Regions from separate parts of the Homo sapiens genome. Here region 2 is linked to region 1. Evidence: chromatin contacts called from ENCODE Hi-C or POLR2A ChIA-PET data. All regions are on one chromosome and are shown on one strand. Each heading gives the region's core, a stretch centred on a gene start or an enhancer-like site at or near the end of the contact. The rest is flanking DNA. Distances are from core to core; before and after follow the strand shown.

Evidence for each region. A loop is a pair of places that touch in the nucleus more often than their neighbours do. ChIA-PET counts read pairs that join two places held with the same protein, here RNA polymerase II (POLR2A). Pooled maps may share reads with other maps.
Region 2: a loop to region 1 is called in a pooled map, with 6 times the contacts of the local background. The contact joins the promoter of NTHL1 here to the promoter of ANTKMT in region 1. A Hi-C loop is called at or near these places in 1 of 50 pooled maps. POLR2A ChIA-PET finds 5 or more read pairs at or near these places in 2 of 52 experiments (HEK293 and activated CD4-positive, alpha-beta T cell).

Annotation. Positions count from the first base shown.
Region 1 is chr16:718,134-723,298 of GRCh38, forward strand. It overlaps ANTKMT (adenine nucleotide translocase lysine methyltransferase), which reads left to right and starts at 3,013. Exons shown (of 5, transcript NM_023933.3): 1 at 3,013-3,303; 2 at 3,465-3,569; 3 at 3,668-3,808; 4 at 3,951-4,001; 5 at 4,176-4,457. The coding sequence starts at 3,142. The coding sequence ends at 4,424. It overlaps METRN (meteorin, glial cell differentiation regulator), which reads left to right. Exons shown (of 4, transcript NM_024042.4): 4 at 1-1,522. It overlaps CCDC78 (coiled-coil domain containing 78), which reads right to left. Exons shown (of 14, transcript NM_001378030.1): 12 at 4,962-5,028; 13 at 4,789-4,889; 14 at 4,449-4,656. The coding sequence ends at 4,545. RefSeq lists enhancers at 1,589-2,296, 2,297-3,003 and a silencer at 2,654-3,573.
Region 2 is chr16:2,045,181-2,050,050 of GRCh38, forward strand. NTHL1 (nth like DNA glycosylase 1) reads right to left here and starts at 2,654. Exons shown (of 6, transcript NM_002528.7): 1 at 2,529-2,654; 2 at 948-1,186. The coding sequence starts at 2,643. TSC2 (TSC complex subunit 2) reads left to right here and starts at 2,805. Exons shown (of 42, transcript NM_000548.5): 1 at 2,805-2,885; 2 at 3,407-3,573. The coding sequence starts at 3,436. RefSeq lists enhancers at 2,058-2,557, 2,149-2,208, 2,659-2,748 and a silencer at 2,839-3,068.

The sequences.
Region 1 (5,165 bases), core at 1,763-4,262:
ATGGGGTCTCTAAGGACCGTTTCCCGCCACTGGCCCCATTGTCACTGTCTCCGCCTTCCTCCTCGGCCTTTCAGCCGCATAAAGGGCCAGTGAGGTTTGGGACAGCCACAGCCCAAGGCTCCGAGGCTAAAAGCCCCTGGGTGGGGGTGTTCCAGGACACCTGGCCCTGTGTGAGCTGCCTCCTCTCACCCCAACCCCTCGGATCCTGGGAAAGAGACAGCCATGGCTCAAGGGCCAGGGACCCCTGGGCTGAGCCCCAGAAATGGCTTTCCATTCTCGCCTGGGCCGGGGTGGGGGTGGAGGCCAGAGGCCCTGCCCAGGCAGATGAAGCCCCCAGCTTTCAAGGGGGAAACTGAGGCTGTGTGAGGGACACAGCTGTGCAGGGCCCACAAACACGGTCCTTTCTCTAGGTTAGCGGATGCAGATGCCTGATGAGTGCCATGCCCTCTGTGGACACCTGGGGAGGGGGGTCACCTCCAGCGCCGCCCTGGGACTTCCACTGCACGTGCAAGAGACTTACCCTTTCACACAGATCACCTGCCTGCCGCAGGGCTGATGAGGATGGGTGAGGAGCGCAGCCACTGGGTGTCATGCACTGTGGGGGTTCTCCCACCTTCTGCCCCTCCTCAGGTTCCTTGCTGCTTCTCTCCTCTCCCAACTGTGGCACGCTGAGGGCTCAGGCACAGGACCGCTCCTCTGGGGCAGCCTCCAATAACCCTTGGACAACCTCCACTTTTTCATCTTCAGCCCTGACCACTCCCTGGGGCCCATAGCCTTACATCCATCTGCCCCCAGCCCAAACACTTCTGCAAACACTAGAAAAGGAGGTAGCCCGTGTGCCCTCCTGCACCGCCTCCTCCACTCCTGTCTTGGAGAGGCTTTCCCGTGGGCCGAGCAACCCCCTTACCTTTGGCACTTGCCCTGATTCTCTGGCCAGCTTCCTACAACCTCTCCTTTTCAGCCACACCCAAGTCCACCTGTTCACAAACACCCTGGGCTGGGCCCTGGCCGAACCCTGGCTTCTACCTACCTGTCTCAGGAAGTGCCTGAGCCTTGCACCTACAGACCCTCCCAGAGAAAGCCCTGGCTTTGCAACCAGCTGTCTTCTCATGAGACACAGGGCCACAGGAGCACCACGGTGCCCAAATGGGTCTTGGAGCATTAGACCAGGGGCTTCATGCCTGCCCTGGGGACAGGTGGCCAAAGTGGCATGGGAGATAGGGAGACAGTGTGGGTGAGCAGGTGGGCAGGAGCTACAGGAGCCTGGGGCCTGTGGATCACAGACACCGCCAGGCAAGTGCCAGTTCACACAGGTACAGGTGGCTGCAGAGTGCCCAAAGGCCAAGCAGCAGAGTGCCTGGTGTGGACGGGAGAGGAGTGGGGAGGTTGGGCGCAGTGGCTCACGCCTGTAATCCCAACACTTTGGGAGGCCCAGGCAAGCAGATCATGAGGTCAGGAGATGGAGACCATCCTGGCCAACATGGTGAAACCGTCTCTAATAAAACACAAAAAATTAGCCAGACATGGTGGCATGCATCTGTAATCCCAGCTACTCAAAAGGCTGAGGCAGAGGAATCACTTGAACCTGGAAGGCAGAGGTTGCAGTGAGCCAAGACTGCGCCACTGCACTCCAACCTGGGCGAAAGAGCGAGACTCAAGTCTCAAAAAAAAAAAAAAAAAAAAAAAAAAAAAAAAAAGAAGAGTGGAGAGTGCACGCTAGAGTCCAATTAGGTGCATTCATCCAGTAAGCCTCCTAGGTAACTGCTCTAGGTGCAGGGAATAATGCAGGCAGCAGGACAGGAATGGGCGCTGTCAGCTCCCCCTAGAGCTCAGTGTACATACACCCTTCCTTTCCTGGGAGGGCCGTTCCAGGCCCCCAGGAGACAGGACACGCTGAGCTGGGTGGGGCTGGGGCCAACGTGGGCAGGCCTGTGAGACTCTGCACTTGGGAGCTGGGGGCTGTGGTCTGCGGCATACCCATGTCTGGAAGCAGCCTCTGTCCCTGCAGGGGCTCTAGACCCCAGCCACGGATGGCTAAGGAGGAGCTAGGCCAGGGCACGCATAGACAACCCCCGACATTCACGGGTGTTCAGCCCTACCCTGGGTGTGGAGGTCGTGGCCCAGCTGCCTGACCCAGAGCTCGGCTCTTCCACTTGCGCTTCCCACCCCCAGCTTCACAAGGTCACCTCCAGGAACTCAGTCTTTTTGTGTGTTGTTTTCTGGAGAAGGAAGGTGATCTCCCCACTCCCGGGGCTGTCTGCCTTCCCTGTAGCTGGCAGGTGCCAGAGGCCCCCGCCTGTGACATCCGGCTTTCCTCCCACCACACTCGCCTGAGAGCCAGCATCTGTCTTCTTGGGCCTGCTCAAGCTCTCCTCCGTGTCAGCCCCTCCTCCATGCCCTTCTCCCTCAGACCCCACCCCCCATCCCTTCACCGCCCACTGGGGCTCATCGCTCAGGCTGTAGGAGGGAAATGGAAGGATGTCCTCCCGGGCTCTGGCTGGCGCTGGGTGTCCGAGTCAGCGGAGCGCCCCCAGCAGTCTCCCCGAGGCAGAGTCATGGGGGTGCTGGCGCCTGGACGCTGTCTCATCCCGGGGAGCCGCTTTCCCACCGGCTCCCTGGGCTCCAGCCGCCCCACGCGAGCCCCCGGCTGGTTCTGGGGCCAGGACCGCCCCTCTCCAAGGCAGACTTCCCTTCATTCCACGACAAAGACGCGCAGCCCCGTTTCCCTGGGGCTCTAGCCCGTGAGATCGCCGGGTGTATCCCGACTCCCGCCGGCACGTGCGCTCCCCCAGGGCAGGGCCTGCCTGTCCCCTTCCGCGGGTCGCCAGCAGCCAGCACAGGCCGCAAACGGCGGTCCGCAGAGCGGACCAACGGAGCCGACCCTCGCAGGCTTGGAGCCGGACGCGGCGGGGCAGAGCCCCCGAGGCTGCAGCTCGCCGGAACCCGCGGGAGGGCAGCCGGGCTGGGCGGAGCGCACAGCGCCACGGACCGACCGCGCAGGCTCTGCCGGCCACTTCCGGTGTCGCGCGGCGGCTCCCGGCAGGAGGCAGAGGGCACACCGCCAGCCCCAGGCCAGGCTGCGAGGGCCGCGGACCCGAGCCGGGAAGGACCTTGGGCGGACGAGCCGCGCGTCCCGCAGCCATGGAGCAGGACGACCCGGTCGAGGCGCTGACGGAGCTGCGCGAGCGGCGGCTGGGCGCGCTGGAGCTGCTGCAGGCGGCGGCCGGCTCGGGCTTGGCAGCCTACGCGGTGTGGGCGCTGCTGCTCCAGCCCGGCTTCCGGCGCGTGCCGCTGCGGCTGCAGGTGCGGGGCGGGGCCAGGCCGGGCAGGGGAGCTCGGCTGCCGCTCAGGGTCTCAAGGTCTGGGCGTGGCCGGGGTGAGCTCCGCCCCGCCGTGTGGTAGTTCGGGCCGGGCTGCGGGCGGGGCGGGAGCGGCCAGTGGACTCTCGCCGCCACCCGGTCCAGGTGCCCTACGTCGGCGCGAGCGCGCGGCAGGTGGAGCACGTGTTGTCGCTGCTGCGAGGACGCCCCGGAAAAACGGTGGATCTGGGCTCTGGCGACGGCAGGATCGTAAGTGCCTGCGTCTGGGTCTTCGCCGCCCCACACCGCCCACCTGCTGGCGGGCGCCCCTGCCCACATCCTGGTTCCCACACTCTCGGTGCCCACAGGTGCTGGCGGCCCACAGGTGCGGCCTCCGCCCGGCCGTGGGCTACGAGCTGAACCCCTGGCTGGTGGCGCTGGCGCGGCTGCACGCCTGGAGGGCCGGCTGTGCCGGCAGCGTCTGCTATCGCCGCAAGGATCTCTGGAAGGTAACCTGGGGATCCCTGGCCACCCGCTGACAGCCCAAGGTGCGGCTGACACCTGCGAGGGCTGGGGGCCGGGACTCGGAAGCTGCGATGACCCGGTGCCCACCAGGCCTCTCCCCGGCCGGGGCGACTTCTCTTCCGGCAGGTGAGCCTGAGGGACTGCCGCAACGTGTCTGTGTTCCTGGCCCCTAGCGTGGTAGGTGCGGGGTTGCCAGCCCCGCTGGGAAGCCCCAGCCACACCCCAGGGTGTTTGCTGCTCTGAGGCCTGGGCCTGCCTGGTGGGTGCTAGGCTTGGGGCTAGGGGGGTGAGCGCGGCTGTTTTCTACCGGCCCCGCCCCCGCCCCCTCTACTCTGCTGTTCTCTCCCTCAGCTCCCGCTGCTGGAGGACAAGCTGCGGACAGAGCTGCCTGCTGGGGCCCGCGTGGTGTCTGGGCGCTTCCCACTCCCCACCTGGCAGCCTGTGACCGCGGTTGGCGAGGGCCTGGACCGAGTATGGGCTTATGATGTTCCTGAGGGTGGGCAGGCTGGGGAGGCCGCCTCCTCGCGGATACCCATCCAGGCTGCCCCCGGACCTAGTTCTGCCCCCATCCCGGGGGGCCTTATTTCTCAGGCCAGCTGAGTATTAGACACGATAAAGACTCTGTGGGTTCTATCCTGACTCATGTTTTATGGGGGGCTGGGTGGGAGGGTTCTGTGCTGGCTGAGGAGCTCTGCTCTGCTCTGCTCCTTGGGAGACGGCCTAGTGGCTGCCGGTCCTTGGATGCTGGGGCTTGGCTGGAGGCACAGCCCCCACTTTCCAGGGGTCCCCTGCACCTGCCAGCTTCCTCAGCCTCAGGATTTCGTGCTTGTACCTGCTCAGAGGAACCATGCTTAAGTGACTTGCCCAGCTGTGGACAGGTCTGCTTTTAGCGCCTGAGGCAGCCATCATCCTTCATTCCAACCAGACCAGGGCCCTGGGGTCACACCCAGCTCCCTCTGCCCACCTGCCCAGGTGCTGGTCCACGTACTCCTGTAGCTCAGAAAGTTGCTCTTCAGCCATCGTGGCCCGGACCAGCAGCTGTGCCCGCTCCCGTTCCAGCTCTGCCTGGCATGGGGATGTAAGCCATGAGCTGGGGCATGGCGTGAGGATGGGCCTGGGCCAGCCCTTGCCTCCTACCTGGGTGCTGCGGGAGAAGTCCCGGAGCTTCTGGTGGATCTGGGCCCAGGATGCAGCGTCCAGGCCCCTGTGAGGGGAGAGGAAAGGAGGAGTGGTTTTGAGAGCTGGCATGGTGACACAGGGACAGACGTGACCGTGCTGAGTCAGGTTCCCAGAGCCGGGAGGGGACACCTGGGAGTGAGTGAGGGAGGCATGGGCCCCCCC
Region 2 (4,870 bases), core at 1,404-3,903, 1.3 Mb after region 1:
ACAAACATTAGCTGGGTGCGGTGGTGCATGCCTGTAATCCCAGCTACTCGGGAGGCCGAGGCAGGAGAATAATTTGAACCTCGGAGGCGAAGGTTGCAGTGAGCTAAGATTTCACCACTGCACTCCAGCCTGGGCAACAAGAGCAAGACTTGGTCTCAAAAAAAAACCCAACACGATCGTATCTGGCCCATCACTACTGAACAGCCATTGGCCACTACTATTATGATTGCTTCGTGAATCATCACACTACCCTTTAAAACAAATTTTTTTTTTTGAGATGCAGTATCACTCTTTCACCCAGGCTGAAGTGTGGTGGTGCCATCTTGGCTCACTGCAACCTCCGCCTCCGGGGTTCAAGCGATTTTCCTGCCTCGCCCTCCTAAGTAGCTGGGGTTACAGGTGCCTGCCACCACACCTGGCTAATTTTTGTATTTTTAGTAGAGACGTGGTTTCGCCACATTGGCCAGGCTGGTCTCGAACTCCTGACCTCAGGTGATCCACCCGCCTTGGCCTCCCGAAGTGCTGGGATTACAGGCCTGAACCACCATGCCTGGCCCATACTACCCATTTTACAGACAAGCAAACTGAGGCTCAGAGAGGCCTGTATCCAAGCCACCTGGTAGCAGAATAGGGATTAGAACTCAGCTTGGTCTAAGGGTTTCAGGCCCTGGGACCGTGAAGCAAAAGGAACTCTTCCTTCCTGATATCACACAAAGCCCAGGTCACGCCTGCACTGGGCAGAAGTTCGAGCACGAGGCCCTAAACCACTGGTGTCCTGACCTGCTGAGTGGCTACAGTGATGCAGGCGATGCTCTGGGGCACCGGGTGTCCATCCTCCCAAGGTGCTGTCTGCAGGGGAGGGTGCCAGCCAAAAGCCACCGGGTAGAAAGAAAACAAGGACCTTGCTAAGATGGGGGGTCATCTGGGCAGATGGGGCCCCTGCCTACCTTTGGGGGGGCACTGGAGTCATAGCAGTGCTCAGTCCCCAGATGGTCCACAGGTGCATCCTTTTTGTTCCTCATGGCACGGATGTTGACCAGCTGTTGCTGCCAGTCCTGGGGCTCCCAGACTGGCACCTTGAGGGGCTCAGCCCCCTCACCTTTCTCACTGTCCGAGCCCTCATAGGCCACACGCAGTCTCTGTGCTTTCCGCGGACGCTTCACGGGGCTGTGGCTTTTCCTCGCTTCTGCAAAAAGCACCACGCAGTCCCTCTGGTGGGGCCACAGGTGAAGGTAGGGTAGGGGTGCCATCCCGCCTGCTAGCTCACCCCTCACTCGTTCATGCCACAACTGTCCATCATCTAATACACTTGGGGTGCTCTGCCCTCTGCAGTCTGGGGTATGTGGGCCCTCCTTATGCCAGCGACCCTGACAAGGTCCATGTTAGCTCATGAGGACTCTAGCAACAGCCTGTACCAAGGTGCCCCCAATACATCTTCTATACTGCACCAGAGACAGTCTGCTAACACCCACATCAGGTTGTGTCACTCCCTTTTAAAAAATCCTGGCCGGCCGGGCGCGGTGGATCAAGCCTGTAATCCCAGCACTTTGGGAGGCCGAGGTGGGTGGATCACTTGAGGTCAGGAGTTCAAGACCAGCCTGGCCAATATGGCAAAACCCCATCTCTACTAAAAATACAAAAGTTAGCCGGGTGTGGTGGCAGGGGCCTATAGTCTCAGCTACTTGGGAGGCTGAGGCAGGAGAACTGCTTGAACCTGGGGGGCGGAGGTTGCAGTGAGCTGAGATCACAACACTCCACTACAGCCTGGGTGACAGAGCAAGACCCGATCTCAAAACAAACAACAAAACCTCCTAATTGACTTCCGTTTACTGTCATAATAAACTCCAAACTCTATCCTGGCATCAAAGCTCCTGCCACCCTGGCTGGCATCACCACCTGCCTGCTCCCAGCTGCACCAGTTCCTCCTGACATAGTCTGGACTACCCCTGGGGTCCCTGGGTGCCTATGGGAATCCAGCTCTGGCCAATTCTGCAGAAGTCCCAGCGGGACTAGCGCAGAGGCCCTGTCCGTGTCCCTCACTGCTCACTGCAGTGCTTGGCCCCCAGCAGGTCCTCAACGGCTGCAGGATAAATATAATAAGTGCCATGCCCTTTCCTGTTTTCCCTCAGAGGCACCCTCCCCCGAGCTGGGGGAGCAGGCTTCTGGCTGCGTGTGTCCTTGGCACCCAGCCTCTCCGAGGACAGCAAGTTCACTGCAGGAGGGCGGGGATGGGACCCACAGAGCCTGGAGTGGAGAGTCCCGGACAGAGTGGTGGGAAAGGAAGCGTTTTCTTGCTTGGGGCGAAAGGGGGCAGCGGAGCGGAGCGCCCGAAACCCAGCCCCTGCGGACCGCAATCTTTGGGAAAAAGGCGCAAGGTGGGAACGCAGGGCCGCACGTGGGAACCGTTCGCGGCTGCCGGGTTTGCAGCCCCTGCCCGCGCAGCTGGGAGCCGCAGGAGGCGGCCCGGGACTCCAGCCTGCAGCCCCTATCCCGCCTCCTCCCACGCTCCAGCCACGGCGCGGCGCTACCTGCTGCAGCCTCTCTTCTCCGGAGAGGCCCGGGCTCCTCCCTACACCCCCGCGGCCCAGCCCCGGGTCCCAGGCTCCGGCTCCGGGTCAGCATCCTCGCGCTCAAGGCGGTCATGCCGGACTCCTGCGGACTACACATCCCGGCGGCCCATGCGGCCCCGTCACGTGATGCAAGGATCGCCGGCCTTTCCGCCAGAGGGCGGCACAGAACTACAACTCCCAGCAAGCTCCCAAGGCGGCCCTCCGCGCAATGCCGCTACCGGAAGTGCGGGTCGCGCTTCCGGCGGCGTCCCGGGGCCAGGGGGGTGCGCCTTTCTCCGCGTCGGGGCGGCCCGGAGCGCGGTGGCGCGGCGCGGGGTAAGTGGCGGTCCCCACGGGGCAAGTGGCGGTCCCCACGGGGCAGCGGCCTAGAGAGGCGGACCCCGCAGTGTCCGGGTCCCGGGCCCTCACCCGCGCCCACTGCAACCCGACTCCGGAGCTCCGAGCATCCCTTAGTTTTAAGTCATGGCGGGTGCGAACGGGTCTCTGCTGCAGGCGGCTCCGTGACAGCTCCTGCTTCACATGGGTAGAGGAGAGACGGCAAACGTCGGGGCTCCCAGGACTTCGCGGCGGCAGTCCTAACCCGTGCACTGAGTCGGGCGGGGCGGGCGGCAGCGTCTGAGTAGAGAGCTCTCTAGACCAGGCCTGGTGTCTCCCGGGCTTTCCTAGGTGCCTGTTTGCGAGCTGGTCAGCTGGGCTGTAGTTGAGTTCTCCCAGGGAGTGTGGGAGGAAAGGTTATGCCCACCAGAGACCCAGGGTCCTGACGGCTGGAGGTCCGCAGTGGGGAAGGTGGGCAGAGGTGTTGCTCAGATGTCCCCATTCCTGTTTCGTTTGCACAGAGGGGTTTTCTGGTGCGTCCTGGTCCACCATGGCCAAACCAACAAGCAAAGATTCAGGCTTGAAGGAGAAGTTTAAGATTCTGTTGGGACTGGGAACACCGAGGCCAAATCCCAGGTCTGCAGAGGGTAAACAGACGGAGTTTATCATCACCGCGGAAATACTGAGAGTGAGTGAGCTACCTGTGTCTTTGCTAGGCTAGAGGGAAATGCAGAGAAGGCTGGGTTTGGTCTTGCACCAGGTTCTGTGGGAGACGGGTTGCTGGCAACTGTCTACACAGGAATGCTGTCTCCAGTACTTGGAGGCCGACATGTCCTTCCTCAGGAGACTTCGAAAGTCAGGATCTTGGTGACCTGGTTCAGGCACACTTGAGTTACTATTCAGATGTTGATGAAAGAAAGCCCATCTTATAGATGAGGCCTGAGTATCATCATCTTCACAGGTAAGGATATGTCCAGGTGTTACATGATAAGATGTGAGTTCCTGGGAGAAGTAGGTTCTTTATTTTATTTTTTTTTTGAGACTGAGTCTTGCTCTGTTGCCTAGGCTGGAGTGCAGTGGCACAATCTCTGCTCGCTGCTACCTCTGCCTCCCAGTTTCAAGTGGTTCTCCTGCCTCAGCCTCCTGAGTAGCTGGGACTACAGACACGTGCCACCACACCCATTTAATTTTTGTATTTTTAGTAGAGATGGAGTTTCACTATCTTGGCCAGGCTGGTCTTGAACTGCTGACCTCAGGTGATCTGCCCGCTTTGGCCTCCCAAAGTGCTGGGATTACAGGCATGAGCCATCGCACATGGGCTAGGTCGTTATCTTTTATGTGTGTTTGTGTCTTTGTCACACATGCCTGGCATTGTGTTTTGCCCATGAGTAAATGCTGAATTTTTGCACTTGTAAAGTTTTCTACTTAGAAACAACTAAAACGTTCATCAACTGATGAATAAAATATAGTCCATCCTGGCTGGGTGCGGTGGCTCACGCCTGTCATCCCAGCACTTTGGGAGGCCGAGGCGGGTGGATCACCTGAGGTCAGGAGTTTGAGACCAGCCTGGCCAACATGGCGAAACCCCGTCTCTACTAAAAATACCAAAAATTAGCCGGTCATAGTGGTGGGCGCCTGTAATTCCAGCTACTCGGGGGGCTGAGACGAGAATTGCTTGAACCCGGGAGGCGGAGGTTTCAGTGAGCCGTGATCGCGCCACTGCACTCCATCCTGGGGAAGAAGAGCAAAACTCCGTCTAAAAAAAAATTGTGCAGTTTGAAATTGTATTTCATGTTATGTTTTATCTCAATACAACATTTGCAGTTGTGAAAAAAAATTGCACATTCTCAACTCCTCGGGATGGAGCAGTAAAGCCCCTCAGTAAATCTTTTTTTTTTTTTTTTTTTGAGACCGAGTTTCGCTCTTGTCACCCAGGCTGGAGCGCAGGGGCGCGATCTCGGCTCACTGCAATCTCCGCCTCCTGG